Regions from separate parts of the Homo sapiens genome. Here all the other regions are linked to region 2. The links are chromatin loops, found by intact Hi-C in ENCODE. Cell type or tissue: GM12878. All regions are shown on one strand. Region 1 overlaps CLEC16A (C-type lectin domain containing 16A). Region 2 overlaps CLEC16A (C-type lectin domain containing 16A). Region 3 overlaps CLEC16A (C-type lectin domain containing 16A).

Region 1 (5,000 bases), 65 kb before region 2:
TATATTAAAACATATATATTATAAATTTTTTTAAAGACAAGGTCTCACTATGTTGCCCAGGATGAACTCTTGGGCTCAAGCAATCCTCCCACCTTGGCCTCCCATAGTGCTGAGATTACAGGCATGAGCCACCGTGCCCAGCCCTAAAATATGTTTTTTAAAAAATATTTTCAAATACCCGGCTGGACTGTTGGGAAAGGAAAGAAGGTTCTTGCTGTAGATAATAAGAAAGCACAACTGGGCCAGATGTGGTAGCTCATGCCTCTAATCCCAGCACTTTGGGAGGTCAAGGCAGGCGGATCACTTGAGGCCAGGAGTTTGAGACCAGCCTGGCCAACATGGTGAAACCCTGTCTCTACTAAAAATAAAAAAAAAAAAATAGCCAGGCGTGGTGGTGTTTGCCTATAATCCTAGCTATTAGGGAGGCTGAGGCAGGAGGATCACTTGAACCCAGGAGGCAGAGGTTGCAGTGAGCTGAGATTGTGCCACTGTACTCCAGCCTGTGCAACAGAGCAAGACTGTCTAAAAGAAAAAGAAAAGAAAAAAAAAGGTACAAATTCAGTAAAGCCTATCTGGAGCTGGGATTTGCTGTGGGGGTACCTGGCTGACTTCGGGGGTCATGTGCTGGAGAGAATAGAGGGAAACACGAGGCCTGTAAAGACCGAGAGGACCAACTGGGTGACATCCACATGAAACCAGAATCTCAGACAGGTTACACTGTCGGAGGATTGAACCGAGGCATATGTTGCTGGGGGTTACCCGAGAAAGGAAAGAGAAATTTACCTGTGCTTTTAGATCAGGATGAAAACTGAAAAAGGAGAGGGGGGAAATCCTTGGAGAATGCATGAGCCCAGTTTGTTATCGTGTGCTTTGGCCAAAATTGATACCACCCATGTTACCCTTCTCCTCCCCTAATAAAGTTGAGCCAAATATCTGGTTAATGTGCTCCCAACAGAACCTATTGGGGTGATGGAAGTATTCCACAACTGGGATGTGGTAATACATAGCCATAAATATACTAAAACTCAGCACTATTCAAAATAGTAGACTCATGGAGTCAACCCAGGTGCCCATCAATGGTGGACTGAATGAAGAAAATGTAGTACGTATACACTATGGAATACTGTGTACAGCCATAAAAAAGAACTAAGTCGTGTCCTTTGAAGCAACATGGATGCAGCTGGCAGCCTAAGTGAATTGATGTGGGAACAGAAAACCAAATACCGCATGTTCTTACTTATAAGTGGGAGCTCAACATTGGATACTCATGGACATAAAGATGGCAGCGATAGACACTGTGTACTGCCAAAGGCAGGGGGGTGACAGGGGTTGAAAAACTGTTGGGTACTATGCTCAAAAAAAGAAAAAAATTACTAAAACTCAAACCGTATACTTAAAATAGGTAAACTGTATACTTAAAATAGGTGAACTTTATGGCGTGTAAATTATACTTTAATAAAACTATGAAGAAACAACAAAACATCTCACCTACCCTCTTCTAATCAGAGGCTTCTGTTAATGTTTTGGCACATTTTCTCTGTACTAGTATTTCTTTGTAGGGATAGTTTTTTTTAAAACATACAAAACTCTTGGTAATAACATTTTTATCATCTTTCATTTAAAATTATAATGTTTTCCACAGTCATTGCAATTATTTGTAAAACATGATTTTTAACTTGGGCTTATTATATGTGTTCGAAAGTATGTCTTGAATACTTTTCTCATTTTAAAATAATGTCCCAGTAGAGTGGGACATAGAATAAAAATGAAAGTTCTCCCCTTAATACTTCTCCCACACACACACACTCCTACCCCCAATTCTCACTTCACTCCTCATGGGTAACCACTGTCCACAGTTCGGTTAAACAATTTTTAAATGGGTATATAATTTTGCATCTGGTGGGAAAAAATTGCACTCAAATAGTTCTCCTGTTTGGGGACATTTAGGTTGTTTCCGGACTGAGCTCTCTTGTTTAAAACATAAGTGGCAGAGGATTGCATACAGCGGTAGACCATAGATCTAATGGTCCTATGTTACCCTGGTGATTTCCAAGTCAAGGGTAGACATTAAATTAGACATTGAATTTGGGGATAACTTTCTTTTTCTTTTCTTTTCTTTTTTTTTAGACAGGGTCTCGCTTTTGTCACCTAGGCTACAGTGCAGTGGTACACTCATGGCTCACTGCAGCCTCTACCTCCTGGGCTCAAGCAGTCCTCCCGCATCAGCCTCCTAAGTAGCTGTGAGGCTAATTTTTTTTCTGCTTTTTGTAGAGACAGGGTCTCACTATGTTGCCCAGGCTGGTCTTGAACTCCTGGGCTCAAGCATTCCACCCACCTTGGCCTCCCAAACTGTTGGGATTACAGGCACAAACCACTGCACCCAGCTGGGGACAACTTTCAAGTAAGAGAAGGAACCTAGCATATGCAGAGGACTCCTATGCACAAGACCCCATGCTTTTCCCGCCTTTTCTCATTTAACGCACCAAACAATTCAAGATAAGGGACGTTAATTCTCATTTTACAAATGGGAAAACTGGTTCTGAAGGGCCAAGTGCTGTACACATCCAATGCCCATCCATGTACAACATCCACTGCAGGGCTTGGCTTTAAATTGTCATACCCTGAGTTGAGGGCTTGGTGATTCTGTCATGGCTCAGGGGACTCTTGCTTTACTGTCTTTACTTAATTAGGTGAACTCAGTTTAACCATCACAACTGTAAACTGCCATTAGTCTTTAAAGAAGCACTGAAATGTTACTGAGGTTCTTGGTTTAAGTAAGTTCCATTTGTCTATTTTTGGCTTTGTTGCCTGTGCTTTTGAGGTCTTAGTCATACATTCTTTGCATAGACCAATGTCCAGAGAGTTTTCCCCAGATTTTCTTCTAGGATTTTTATAGTTCTGGGTCTTACATTTAAGTCTTTAATCTATCTTGAGTTGGTTTTTGTATACAGTGAGAAAGAGGGGTCCAGTTTCATTCTTCTGCGTATGGCTGTCCGGTTTTCTCAGCACCATTTATTGAAGATGGTGTTCTTTCCCCAGCGTATGTTCTTATCAGTTTCATTGAAGATCACTTGACTGTAAATATGTGGCTTTATTTCTGGGCTCTCTATTCTGTTCTGTTGGTCCATGTGTTTTTCTTTTTGTTATTTTTTGAGACAAGGTCTTATTCTGTCACCCAGGCTGAAGTGCTGTGGTGCGATCTTGGCTCACTGCAACTTCGCCTCTCAGGTTCAAGCGATTCTCCACCTCAGCCTCCCGAGTAGCTGGGACTACAGGCACACACCACCACGCTCAGCTAATTTTTTTTATTTTTTGGTAGAGACAGTGTTTCACCATGTTGGCCAAGTTGGCCTTGTAAGTCGTGACGTCAAGTGATCTGCCCACCTCGGCCTCCCAGAGTGCTGGAATTACAGGCATGAGCCACAGCACCCAGCCTATATGTCTATTTTTATACCAGTACCATGCTGTGTTGGTTATTACAGCCTTGTAATTTGAAGTCAGGTAGTGTGATGCTTCCAGCTTTGCTCTTTTTTTGTTTGTTTTGAGACCAGGTCTCTGTCATCCAGGCTGGAGTGCAGTGGCATGATCATGGCTCATTGCAGCCTTGAACCACCCTGGGCTCAAGCCATCCTCCCACCTGAGCCTCCTGAGTGGCTGAGACTACAGGTGTGGGCCACCACACTCAACTAATTTTTTGCATTTTTTGTAGAGATGGGGTTTTGCCGTGTTGCCCAGGCTAGTCTCCAACTCCTGAGCTGAAGCGATCCTCCCTCCTCGGACTCCCAAAGTGCTGGAATTACAGGTGTGAGCCATCACACCTGGCCTAGCTTTGCTCTTTTTGCTCAGGTGTGCTCTGGCTCTTTGGGCTCTTTTTTGGTGCCATATGAATTTTAGGATTTTTTTTCTAATACTGTGAAAAATGATGTTGGTATTTTGATAGGAATTGCATTGAATGTGTAGCTCGCCTTGGGTAGCATGGTCACTTTAACGATATCATTTCTTCTGATCCATGAGCGTTGGATGTTTCTCCATTTGTTTGTGTCATCTTCAGTTTCTTTCTTGGATTGCTGATTGTTTTGTTGTTTTGTTTTGTGTTGTGTTGTTTTGTTTTGTTTTGTTTGAGACGGAGTTTTGCTCTTATTGCCCAGGTTGGAGTGCAGAGCGCGATCTTGGCTCACTGCAACCTCCACCTCCCAGATACAAGCAATTCTCCTGCCTCAGCCTCCCAAGTAGCTGGGATTACAGGTGCCCACCACCACACCCAGCTAATCTTTTGTAGTTTTAGTAGAGACAGGATTTCACCATGTTGGCCAGTCTGGTCTCGAACTCTTCACCCCAGGTGATCCACCTGCCTTGGCCTCCCAAAGTGCTGGGATTGCAGGCGTGAGCCACGGCACCCAGCCATGCTGGTTGTTTTTAAGCTACGGCTTGAGCACCTAACATGCAGTAAACATTGGACAGATGCTTTATGTACTTTATATGCTTTATATCAGTCCTAACTAGTAGCAGTTTGAGGGAGTGTGCATTCTCTTTATTATCCAGATGAGGGATCTGAGGTCCAGAGAGGAAAAGAAACTTTCCCGGCATAACTGTCAGAGAAGGGACTCAGACCTAGGTCTGTGTGACTCTAGGCCTGGGCTCTAACCACTGAGCTCTGCTCCTGATAGAATGAGAGTCAGCTTTGGTGTCTCCATCACCCTGGGCAGCCAGACTGTGCCTCATTCTCTTCTCACCTTCCTCCTCCCAGATAACAGCGACTTGATTGCATGTACAGTGATCACCAAGGATGGCGGCATGGTCCAGCGATTCCTGGCTGTGGATATTTACCAGATGAGTTTGGTGGAGCCTGATGTGTCCAGGCTTGGCTGGGGAGTGGTCAAGTTTGCAGGCCTATTGCAGGTAAGATGGCCAGGAGCTCTGGGATCTGTTCTCAGTTGGCTACAAACACACACACACACACACACACACACACCACACACAATTGTCATCTTTATCATTAA
Region 2 (5,000 bases):
GGCCCCTGGCATCCAGAGGAAGAGCCAGGAGTGTGGGAAGGCCCACAGTGGGGGCTGTGGCTTCTGACACTCAGGTCATAGCCTCAGAGGTCTGAGGTCAGCCCCCACAGACCCATCCGGCCCGCCCCCCAAGTCCCTGCAGAGAGCACTTAGAGTTATGGCCCAGGCCCTGGTCCACCCTTCCCCTGTGCACCTCCGGCTGGGTTTGCCAAGTCAGGGAGCAGGGCTGGCCGCAGGAACTCCCAAACCTTGGCTTTGAATATTGTTGTGGAGGTGTGCTCGTCCCTTTCTGGACGTGCAAGGTACCTGTCCCAGCAGGTCAGATGGGGCCAGCTGAGGCGCTCCCCCAGGCAGGAAGGGCCAGCCTTCACCATCGCGTGGGATTGGGAGGAGGGGCCTCCGTGAGCAGCCCCTCCTCTGCCGCTGTCCCAGCCCAGTCCCTCTCCCGGAGCCTTGGCAGCCTCCCACAACCCAGACACTTGCGTTCACAAGCAACCTAAGGGGCAGGTGAAGAAGCGCAGCCCTGCCAGACGCGCTAGATTCCTCTAAGGTCTCTGAGATGCACCGTTTTTTAAAAAGGCGTGGGGTGAACTGATTTTGATCTTCTTGTCTAGATGCAATAAATAAATCTGAAGCATTTAATGTAGTCATCTTGACATTGGGCCTACACTGTACGAGTTCCTTATGTTTCCTTGAGCTAAAAATATGTAAATAATTTTTGTCCCAGTGAGAACCGAGGGTTAGAAAACCTCGATGCCTCTGAGCCTCGGGACCGCTCTAGGGAAGTACCTGCTTTCGCCAGCATGACTCATGCTTCGTGGGTACTGAACACGAGGGTGGAAATGAAAACTGGAACTTCCTTGTAAATTTAAACTTGGCAATAAAAGAGAAAAAAAGTTACCAAGAATGTAGCGTGCTGCTCCTGGGGGCTGTGGCAGGAGGCCGTGGCCTGGCACAGGGGAAGGTTCCCAGCCAATGACCCCTCATCCCGGCGCAGCTGCTTGGCAGGGGTGTGGTGGCTGGAGCCCCTCCCTCTCCCTCCTCCCCGCACCAGGTTCCCTCCCATCCCCAGGTTCCTAAGAGGTTGTCGGGGCTCATACAACCCGGGAATAACTGCTAAGGGGCAGTTGGCACCATCAGGAAATGTCCCCGCCCTACCCCTGCCGGGTACAGGGAGCGTGGTCCACATTCTGCATCTTTTCCCTGTTGGGCAGGTGGCTGCCCATCCAAGCCTCAGGCTCTGCATCTGTGGATTTGGACAGCCAAGCCCTACCTCGCAGGACAAGCGTAGCGAGCAGCGTCATTGTTGCCAGGCTGGGCCGAGGGAAGCAGGAAGGCTCCCCACCGAGGACAGAGGTGAAGTGCGGGGGTGGACATGACTCGGAAACACCAACGTCCACCAGCGTGAAACCCTGAAATCCCTGGAAACAGGATCACAGGTTCTCAAAATCTCACCATCCAGCTTAAACCCTACCCAGAAATGGCAGGGAACTTCTGGGTCTTGAGAGGATAACCAAGTTGAGTCGAGAAAGAATGAACAAGGGACCCCCTTCCCCCACCGCATGCCAAGGGTTGGGGTTATGCCAACAGAAGGAGGAAGCCACTGCCCAGGGCAGAGCTGCCCTCCCATGCCCCCGCCTCACCCGGGTCTCAGGCCTCGTGGGCATTTACATGTCTGAGACCCGCTGGGTGACAGCTCCTCCCTCCTTGCATTCCCAGCCCAGGTTCAAACCCAGGGGTCGCCTGGGGCTGGTTGAGAGGCTGGGGCCACTTCTCTGGTGCCCCCAGAGCATGTCTGTATATCCCCTGCTCTGCGGTTGGAAGTGGCCTGCGTATACCGGCTGCTGTCAGTGTTTTCCCCAGGGCCTCGGGAGGGTTCCCCTCGGTAGCCATGAAGCGAAGCCTCGCAGGGTCCAGTGATTATGCCCAACAGGCCCAGAGCGTCCTGACTCTAGCCGGAGGGCGGGGCCAGCAAGGGCAGGTGGTAGTGACCTGCCTGCGGGTGACCTCTAGGGGAAGACCGATTGCCGGCCAGCCAGCTGCTGGAAACCCCCTTCCCCCACGTCCTACTGCTCTGTGGCACTTCATGGCGTTGGGAAAAAACCCTTAACGTCTAAAGAGCTTTTCTCCAAAGGAAAGTTGGTTCTGAATCACCCATGGGGTGAAGGGGCTTCCTGGGGATTCACTTAAGGCTGCCCGATGGGCAGTGTGAAGCTTCCCTTCCCTCCACAGGCCCCGGGGCTGCTGGCCCTGCTCCAGCCCTGGGTCTACCTGCCCCACTTAGAGACCAGCCACCTGGGCTCCCAGGCCGTGCGCCTGCCTTGGGGCCCAGCCTGCTCTGCAGGTCCCTGCAGTCCTGACACTGCCTGGCTCAGTCTGACTTCCTCCCAGAGGGCAGCACGTGCCCCCTGAACACATGCCTGCCGCCTGCCTGTCACCTCCACTGACGCTTCCTTGCCCTTTTTTTTTTTTTTTTTTTTTTGAGACGGGGTCTTGCTATGTTGCTCAGGCCGGAGTGCACTGGTGTGGTCCCAGCTCGCTGCAGCCTACATCTCCCAGACTCAAGCAAACCTCCCAACTCAGTCTCCTGAGTAGCTGGGCCTACAGGCAAGTGCCACCACACCTGGCTTTGCTTCCTTGACTCTTGGTTTGCCCTTTAAATTCAATTTTTTTAAGAGGAAGACTTTTCGCTGGAAACAGAAAACCAGCACCACTGCAGCATTCATTTCCTAGGGCCGCCATGACAAATGATCACAAACAGGGCAGCTTAAAACAGTAGATATTTACTCTCCCACAGTTCTGCAGGCCAGTCTAAAATCAAGTTGCCAGCAGGGCTGCTCCTCCTGGAGGCTTAGAGGGAGAAGCTGCCTCCTGCCTCTCTCCCAGCTCCGGTGGCTCCGGCACTTGGCGTTCCTCGCCCCATGAGTGAATCACTCCAGTCCCTGCCTCTCCCCACAGCACCTTCTTCCCCGTGTCTGTGTCAAATCCCCCTCTCCTTTCTCTTGAAAGGACAGCAGTCATTGGATTTAGGGCCCGCCCTGATCGACGGTGGTCTTAACTCAAGATCCTTCATTTCCTCTGCAAAAACCCTATTTCCAAATAACGTCACATTCACAGGGACCAGATTCAGGACATGGACACCTTTTTAGAAGGGCTCACCATTCAACCCATTACCCTTGCCAGAAATTAAAGATATAAAAACAAATGCAGCACAAGCAAATCCATATCATTAAATTTTTAGCCAGGTCCTAGCACCTGCCACAGGCTCTGGGCCCAGCCTTGCCTGTGCCATTAATAGGGGAGGCCTATTGGCGCCTAACCAAGATTTTCTCAGTGATAGGATCAGAAGAGCTAAAACGCCGGGCATGGTGGCTCATGCCTATAACCCCAGCACTTTGGGAGGCTAAGGTGGGCAGATCACTTGAAGTCAGGAGTTCGACACCAGCCTGGCCAACACGGTGAAACCCCGTCTCTACTAAAAATACAAAAATTAACCAGGCCTGTGGTCCCAGCTACTCAGGAGGCTGAAACAGGAAAATCGCTTGAACCCAGGAGGTGGAGGTTGCAGTGAGCTGAGATTGCACCATTGCACACCAGCTTGGGCAACAGAGTGAGACCCTGTCTCAAAAAAAAAAAAAAAAAAAATGCTGACAGAAGAAAAGAACCAGCTCACTCTGGGACTAGGGTATTTAAGTCTGAGTCCTTGTACCCCTAAATGTCATCCCAGATCAGAGATGCCACTATGACACACACATATCACAGTGTGTTGCGAACTGTGGAATTCTTTTTTTTTTTTTTTTGGAGACAGGGTCAAGCTCTGTCACCAAGGCTGGAGAGCAGTGGGGCGGTCATAGTTTACTGCAGCTTCAACCTCCTGGACTCAGACGATCCTCCTTCCTCAGCCTCCCAGAGAGCTGGGACCACAGGCACATGCTGCCGCTCCTGGTTAATTTATTAATTTTTTCATTGCGAGAAGGTCTCACTTGTGCAGGCTGATCTCAAACTTCTAGGCTCAAACAGTCCTCCTGCCTCAGCCTCCCAAAGCACTAAGACAAGAGGCGTGAGTCACAGCGCCCAGCCTTGCAATTCTTATTTCAGTTCTCCCTCTCCAATAGACTCACCCACAGGCAACGACTGTGTTTTATTTTCACCTGTTCTGTGGGAGCTGGGTGCAGGCTCTGGCCCATGAGCTCTCTGTGCATGTATGTTGGATGGATGGATGGACTGATGGATGGAGTCATTCTTGGATACAGTTCCAGATTCTTAAAGCCTGAATTCCATTCAGTTCTCCATGCCCATGGCCCTAACTTTCAGCCTCTCCCTATGTGTGCTCACTCTGGTGTCTTCCAGGCCTTACCAGGGCCAGCCAAAGATCTTCAGGAGAATTTGCCCGGGCCAGGTTGCCAAGGGTAGGAGTGTTTGAGGGCTTTCCTCTGCCACCATCAGAAATTCTGTGTCCCCCAACCCTCCACAGGTATCTGAGCTGAGACCGAGCTGCTGCTGGTATCTCAGTGATGAGCGAGACCTCAAGCAGGGTGGAGTAGGTGGCAGTGCAGGCTTTGGAGTTGCTGACGAGGTTCAAGTCCCTGCACCAATGCTCCCCATCCCTGTGGCCTTGAGTACATGGTGAAACCGCATGAGGCTCAATTTCCTCATCTGTAAAATGGGAACCTTTCTGGCAGTGTCCTTGCTTGTGTAGATGAAGTGGGGGCAGGTAAATCAAGCACCTGTACCCAGCCTGGCACATGCAATTTCAGCCAGGGGGTCTCACCAGCGGCCCAGCCAGAAAAACAGGCTTCAGCCCAGGCCCAGGCCCCCTCAGTTACATGTACCCCCTGAGGTACAAAGCCAGCACCTGTGGGGTACAGCTGAGCCCTGGAATTTTTTAAGGTCCCCAGCTGATCCTCAGAGGCAGCTGTGATGATTCAGTTTATGTGTCAGCCTGACTGGGCTAAGGGGTGCCCAGATAGCGGCATGACATGATTTCCAAGTGTGACTGG
Region 3 (5,000 bases), 110 kb before region 2:
CCTTGAACCCCGGGGGCTCAAGGGCTCCTCCCACCTTAGCCTCTAGAGTAGCTGGGACCACAGGCATGTGCTACCATGTCCAGCTAATTTTTAAATGTTTTATAGAGATGGAGTCTTGCTATGTTGCCCTGGCTGGTCTCAAACTCCTGGGCTCAAGCGGTCCTCTTGCCTCAGCCTCCCAAAGTGCTGGGATTACAGGTGTGAGCCCCTGCGCCTGGCCTTGGCATGTTTTTTGACCAGGGGGAGGATGAGGTGCTTGGGAGGATGAGATGTCAGGAGGATGAGACGCTGCCTATCAGTGTTTAGCACTGTGCCTGGCGTCTTGATAGAGCCCAGTTGACGAGGGCTGGCAAAGAAGCTGGTTTTTGGGTTTCTCATCCAAACCCCACTACTCCTCTGTCAAGAAATGATCACTCTAGTTATTCAGCCAAACCTTGGAATATCCTTGTTTCTTCTCATCCCTGTGACCAAGCTCTTAGCAAATCCTGCCAGCTTAAGCATCACATAGATAGAGAACCCAGCTCCGTCTCACTGCCTTTAGCTCCCCTGCAGCTGGTGGGGATTCTAGAAAACTGGGACTAGGGGGTCAGCTTCCTCCTCTGCCCTTTCCACACCAACAGCCAGTAGAATCCTTTTAAATAGACGTCAGACCCTTCAGTGGTCCTGGCTTCCCATTGTGGTGTCAGCTCACTGTGCCATGTGTGCCCCCCATCTGCTCCTCACTGTGCTAGCCCAGTCATACGGAGCTCAAGAGATTTCCCCCTTGGGCCACCGGCTTCAGGGTGCCCCAAAACCCCCACTCTGCCCCACAGGGCTGCCAAAGCCAGCCTCCTTGACAACATCTGGCTGACGGGGAGGGGAGGGCAGTAAGAGCCGCCACAGAAAACAGGAATTCATGGGGGGAGTGGGGTTGAGGATTAACGTTGAGTTTCAAGACATCCCTCGCTCCAGCCCACTCTGTGAGCTGTCTGGGGCTCCGCCTACACACAGCTCCTCACCCTGAAGCTGCTGGGTTCCCCTGCATCACACGCCCACCTTCCCCAGTGAACCCAGCCACCAGATTTGACACAGGATCCGGTGATTGCTCAGGCCTCAGGAGGGGAGGGTTGCCTTCTGGCCCTGATATCTGATCAACCACAGAACACCCAAAACAAATCTCTGAACCAGTGACAGACAGCGCGACCTTTAAGGAAGGTGTAAGTCAGGAGAAGGCCATCTCTCCTATACATCACCTCTCCCAGCCCAGGAAGCTGGCCTGCCAATTGCCCCAGAGTCTGGCCCAGCCACTGACCAGGTCCACCCTGCCCTCAGCCAATGCACACTCTCCAGCCCACCCCAGGGCCTGCTGGGGAGATCAGGAATCGAAGAATGGAGCAGCACTTCCTCCCACCCTCTTGTAGGAGGGAGATGGGTTCTATTCAGATTAGGCAGAAACGCTGAAAAGTATTGTGACCTTGAATCCTAAATCCCCGTTAAAGTTGAGGCTTAGGAAGCACCTGAAATCACAAGGACTGATCATTAGAATCTATTTAAAAACAAAGAGCAGGGCCGGGCACAGTGGCTTAGGCCTGTAATCCCAGGACTTTGGGAGGCTGAGGCGGGAGGATCACTTGAGCCTAGGAGTTCAAGACCAGCCGAGGCAACATGGAGAGACCTTTTCTCTACTAAAAAGGTCGGGCGTGGTGGCTCATTCCTGTAATCCCAGCACTTTGGGAGGCTGAGGCGAGCGGATTGCCTGAAGTCAGGAGTTGGAGACCAATCTGATTGACATGGTGAAACCCTGTCTCTCCTAAAAATACAAAAAAATTAGCCGGATGTGGTGGCATGCGCCTGTAATCCCAGTTACACCGGAGACTGAGGCAGGGGAATTGCTTGAACCAGGGAGGTGGAGGTTACAGTGAGCCAAGATTGTGCCACTGCACTCCAGCCTGGGTGACAGAGTGAGACTCTGTCTCAAAAAAAAAAAAAAAAAAGAAAGAAAAGAAAAAACATTAGCCAGGCGTAGTGGCGTGTGCCTGTAGTTTCAGCTACTTGGGAGGTTGAGGCGGGAGGATCACTTGAAACCTGGGGAGATTGAGGCTGTAGTGAGCTGTGATCGAGCCACTGCACTTCAGCCTAGGGGACAACGTGAGACCCTGTCAAAAACAAAAAGAGCAAAATCCTGATTTAAGACTTAAGAACTCTGGTGGAGGGTGTGAGGGGTCTCTGTATTGCTGGTGACCAGCACAATGCGTGGTGCTGCAGGCGGCCTGGACAGATTTTTCAAATGAATGTCAAATGTTGTTCATACTTCTAAACTTTTAAGAAATGTACAGAATATGGCTAGGCGCGGTGGCTCATGCCGGTAATCCCAGCACTTTGGGAGGCTGAGGCAGGCGGATCACTTGAGGCTAGGAGTTATGACTAGCCTGGCCAACATGGTGAAACTCCATCTCTACAAAAAAAAACGTGTGTGTGTGTGTGTGTGTGTGTGTGTGTGTGTGTGTGTGTGTGTTTAGAGAAATGTACAGAATACTGAGCTTGGGACATGTAAAAGCATAAATTTTCATTTTTACTTTGACCTGCCTGAAAATAGAAGTGAAAATGTGTTTGCCACAGGGGAACCGCTCTAGGGGCATCTGATTTGCTCCTAGGCCAGGCCAGGACAGAGCTGTGACCAAGCGTGAGGGTGGGTGGTGCGAAGGCCCTGTGGTTTCTGGCCCAGCAGGACTTTGAAAACAATCTGTACCCAGACCTCACTCCAGAAGGTTCTGAGTCACTGGCTCCGGGGTGGGGCCCTGACATCTATATTTTCAAATGCTCCCTAAAGGATTCCATTGCATAGCCAGTGTTGAGAACCATGGGATTAGACAGAGTGAGGAATGTTCTGGAACTCAGCACTCAGTGTCTGCTTTGCTGCTTTCCATGAATTCTAGTTCCCTCTAGGAACTCTCCTTGCCCACCTGCTAATCAGCCAGAGGCCATCAGGAAGGCTGGCTTTGGTAGCATGGTACAGCAGTCACATCTCTCTAAGTTCCAAAGTCAGTTTCTCAGGTGGAAACCACCTGCCGTCCCAGTCACCCTCACAGATCCCTCATGGGTGAATGACATTTCTCAATGAGGAGTGGGTCCGGCACAGCCAGTCTGAACTGCAGGGCTGCAGTAGACCCCGTCGTTGAGCAGGTTTTAGAGGAAGAGGTTGGCCATGTCAGATGAAATCCTGGTTTCTTTACCAGGGAGAATCATGCTGGGCACTTTGAGGGGCGCTCAAGGGATAGGCAGGAAGAGCCAAGCCCATGAGGGAGGCAGATTCCCATCTGCCCCTAAGGTTCCCTCATGGGTCTGGCAGCCCGAGAGGCCTGTGGTATTTAAGCTGTTTACGCTTCTCTCCCTCTCCTCTCCACTTTCCTGCATCCGTGTAGTTGAGTTTGTGGAAGTTAAGCTTGCATACAGTGTGCCTCTACCTGACTTGAAGACAAATCACTTGCCCTCTCGAGCCTTGGGCACCTGTCTTGAGAGGAAGGGCCTGCGTAATAGGTTGGGCCTCCTGGATGCTCCCCAGCCCTGCAGCCCTGCAGCCCCACACACAGCTACATGTGTGCTCAGAAGGTAGCTGAACCCATTCTGTGCTTGGCCTTGTGTATAATCACTTGCATGGGCTAGGCAGGAGATTCCCTTGCAGAACTTGAAACTCCCTGCAGCACTGAAACTCCAGCCATCCCTATCTCTTGTGGTTGTTCTGAACCAGTGCCAGTCTTGGAAATGGCCTGTTTTGTTTCAGGCAGTCATAAAAATGCCTTAGGAGTAGAGACTGTCCAGGCCAGAGTCAGCCAGCCAGACCATGGAGGCTCAGAAGTTGTTGGGGCTGAGCTGGCCTCCCCCAGTCCTCACAACTTTTTAGTCATTTGCTAATAATTAAGAGCCAAAAGTTCTCATCCCATCTTCCCTCCAGCCTTTGGACTGACTGGGATGCCACCATTTTTTATACAAGGTTCAAGGTGAGATAGACTTTCTTTCCTTTTCCTTCCAAATTCTCATGTAGAAAAGCCGCATGCAACTTCCTGGTTTTTCAACTTGGCACATCCACATTATCTTTTTGCATTTATCTTTTTTTTACTACCTATACCCTGGCCTTTGAATTTTATAATACACTTTGCATTTTTCTAAATGCAGTTGGGGTTTTCCAGAGCTGTGCAAAGCCAGGAAATATGCATGTCATTTAAATGACTCCGGTTAACCTTTAGCCTTTAACTGGTTTCTCATAAAACTCGACTCTCTCCCAGCTATGGTTTGCATTCTTCAGAGCAGCAAAACTGATGAACATCTACAGCTTTCACTGTTCCCTGCTGGGCCCCCTTCCCTTTGCTGCCTCCAGTCTGATGAGCCATGCTGGCAGACTCTGGGAAATGTGAGTCCCAAGCAGTGTCTAGCAGAAGGTTCCAGACTAGATTGATGCAGCCCCTGTTGCCACTTCCTGAGGTCTCCCAGGGCCCCTGGCTTCAGCGGCTTCCCTTCCTATCATGGCATCTTGTTCCTATCATAGCACAGTAACCATAATAGATCCCATCTGTTTCCCACCAGAAACACAAGATCCAGACTGCAGATTGCACACTTGACTGTAGACAGGGACTCTGAGTGTTTCCTCACCCACTCCCGTGCGCGTCCATCCATCATTTGCTGAATGGTAGGCACTGTGCTAGCCACCAGAAACACAAGGACAGGACAGAGCCCTCCTCCCTTCAGGCATCTAGCACAGTGATGCACTTCAGCAGGTGGGTGCAGGTGCTCTGCTGGAAACTGCAGGATCAAGAAGAATACAGAGTAGTTGGGCCCTTGCTGGGGGTGGGTGGGTAAACAGGGACAAGAATTGCTTCTGGGCGTCCGAGCCTTTGAGCCAAGGGTTGTTCTGAGCCAGTGTGAAGCAGCAGACAACCTGGGGAAGGGCCTTCCAGGCAGAGGGGGCATCTGCAGTGAAGACACACAGGTATGTTTGGCTACCAGGTCAGTAGCCCGTGTCTGGA

What was found. A loop is a pair of places that touch in the nucleus more often than their neighbours do. Peaks named below come from ENCODE experiments on the same cell type or tissue, not always from the same donor. Only the 100,000 strongest peaks of a DNase experiment are listed, where the experiment ranks them.
Region 1: it touches region 2 in a loop (2.1-fold over the local background); 2 of 110 quality-filtered maps call a loop at or near these places.
Region 3: it touches region 2 in a loop (2.2-fold over the local background); 2 of 110 quality-filtered maps call a loop at or near these places.

Annotation. Positions count from the first base shown.
Region 1 is chr16:11,115,868-11,120,867 of GRCh38, forward strand. It overlaps CLEC16A (C-type lectin domain containing 16A), which reads left to right. Exons shown (of 24, transcript NM_015226.3): 20 at 4,748-4,899. Among named protein-coding and RNA genes, the nearest start is that of SOCS1, 140 kb to the right of the region's middle. In GM12878, no CTCF peak of the experiment used is centred here; a DNase peak (open chromatin) is centred at 1,914; H3K27ac peaks cover 1,794 bases.
Region 2 is chr16:11,181,283-11,186,282 of GRCh38, forward strand. It overlaps CLEC16A (C-type lectin domain containing 16A), which reads left to right. Exons shown (of 24, transcript NM_015226.3): 24 at 1-904. Among named protein-coding and RNA genes, the nearest start is that of SOCS1, 72 kb to the right of the region's middle. RefSeq lists enhancers at 342-1,227, 1,228-2,114, 2,080-2,209. In GM12878, a CTCF peak has its summit at 2,007 (motif pointing left); DNase peaks (open chromatin) are centred at 719 and 2,029; H3K27ac peaks cover 3,056 bases.
Region 3 is chr16:11,075,517-11,080,516 of GRCh38, forward strand. The region is part of intron 19 of CLEC16A (C-type lectin domain containing 16A); the gene reads left to right. Among named protein-coding and RNA genes, the nearest start is that of CLEC16A, 130 kb to the left of the region's middle. In GM12878, no CTCF peak of the experiment used is centred here; DNase peaks (open chromatin) are centred at 1,075, 2,695 and 4,233; H3K27ac peaks cover 3,829 bases.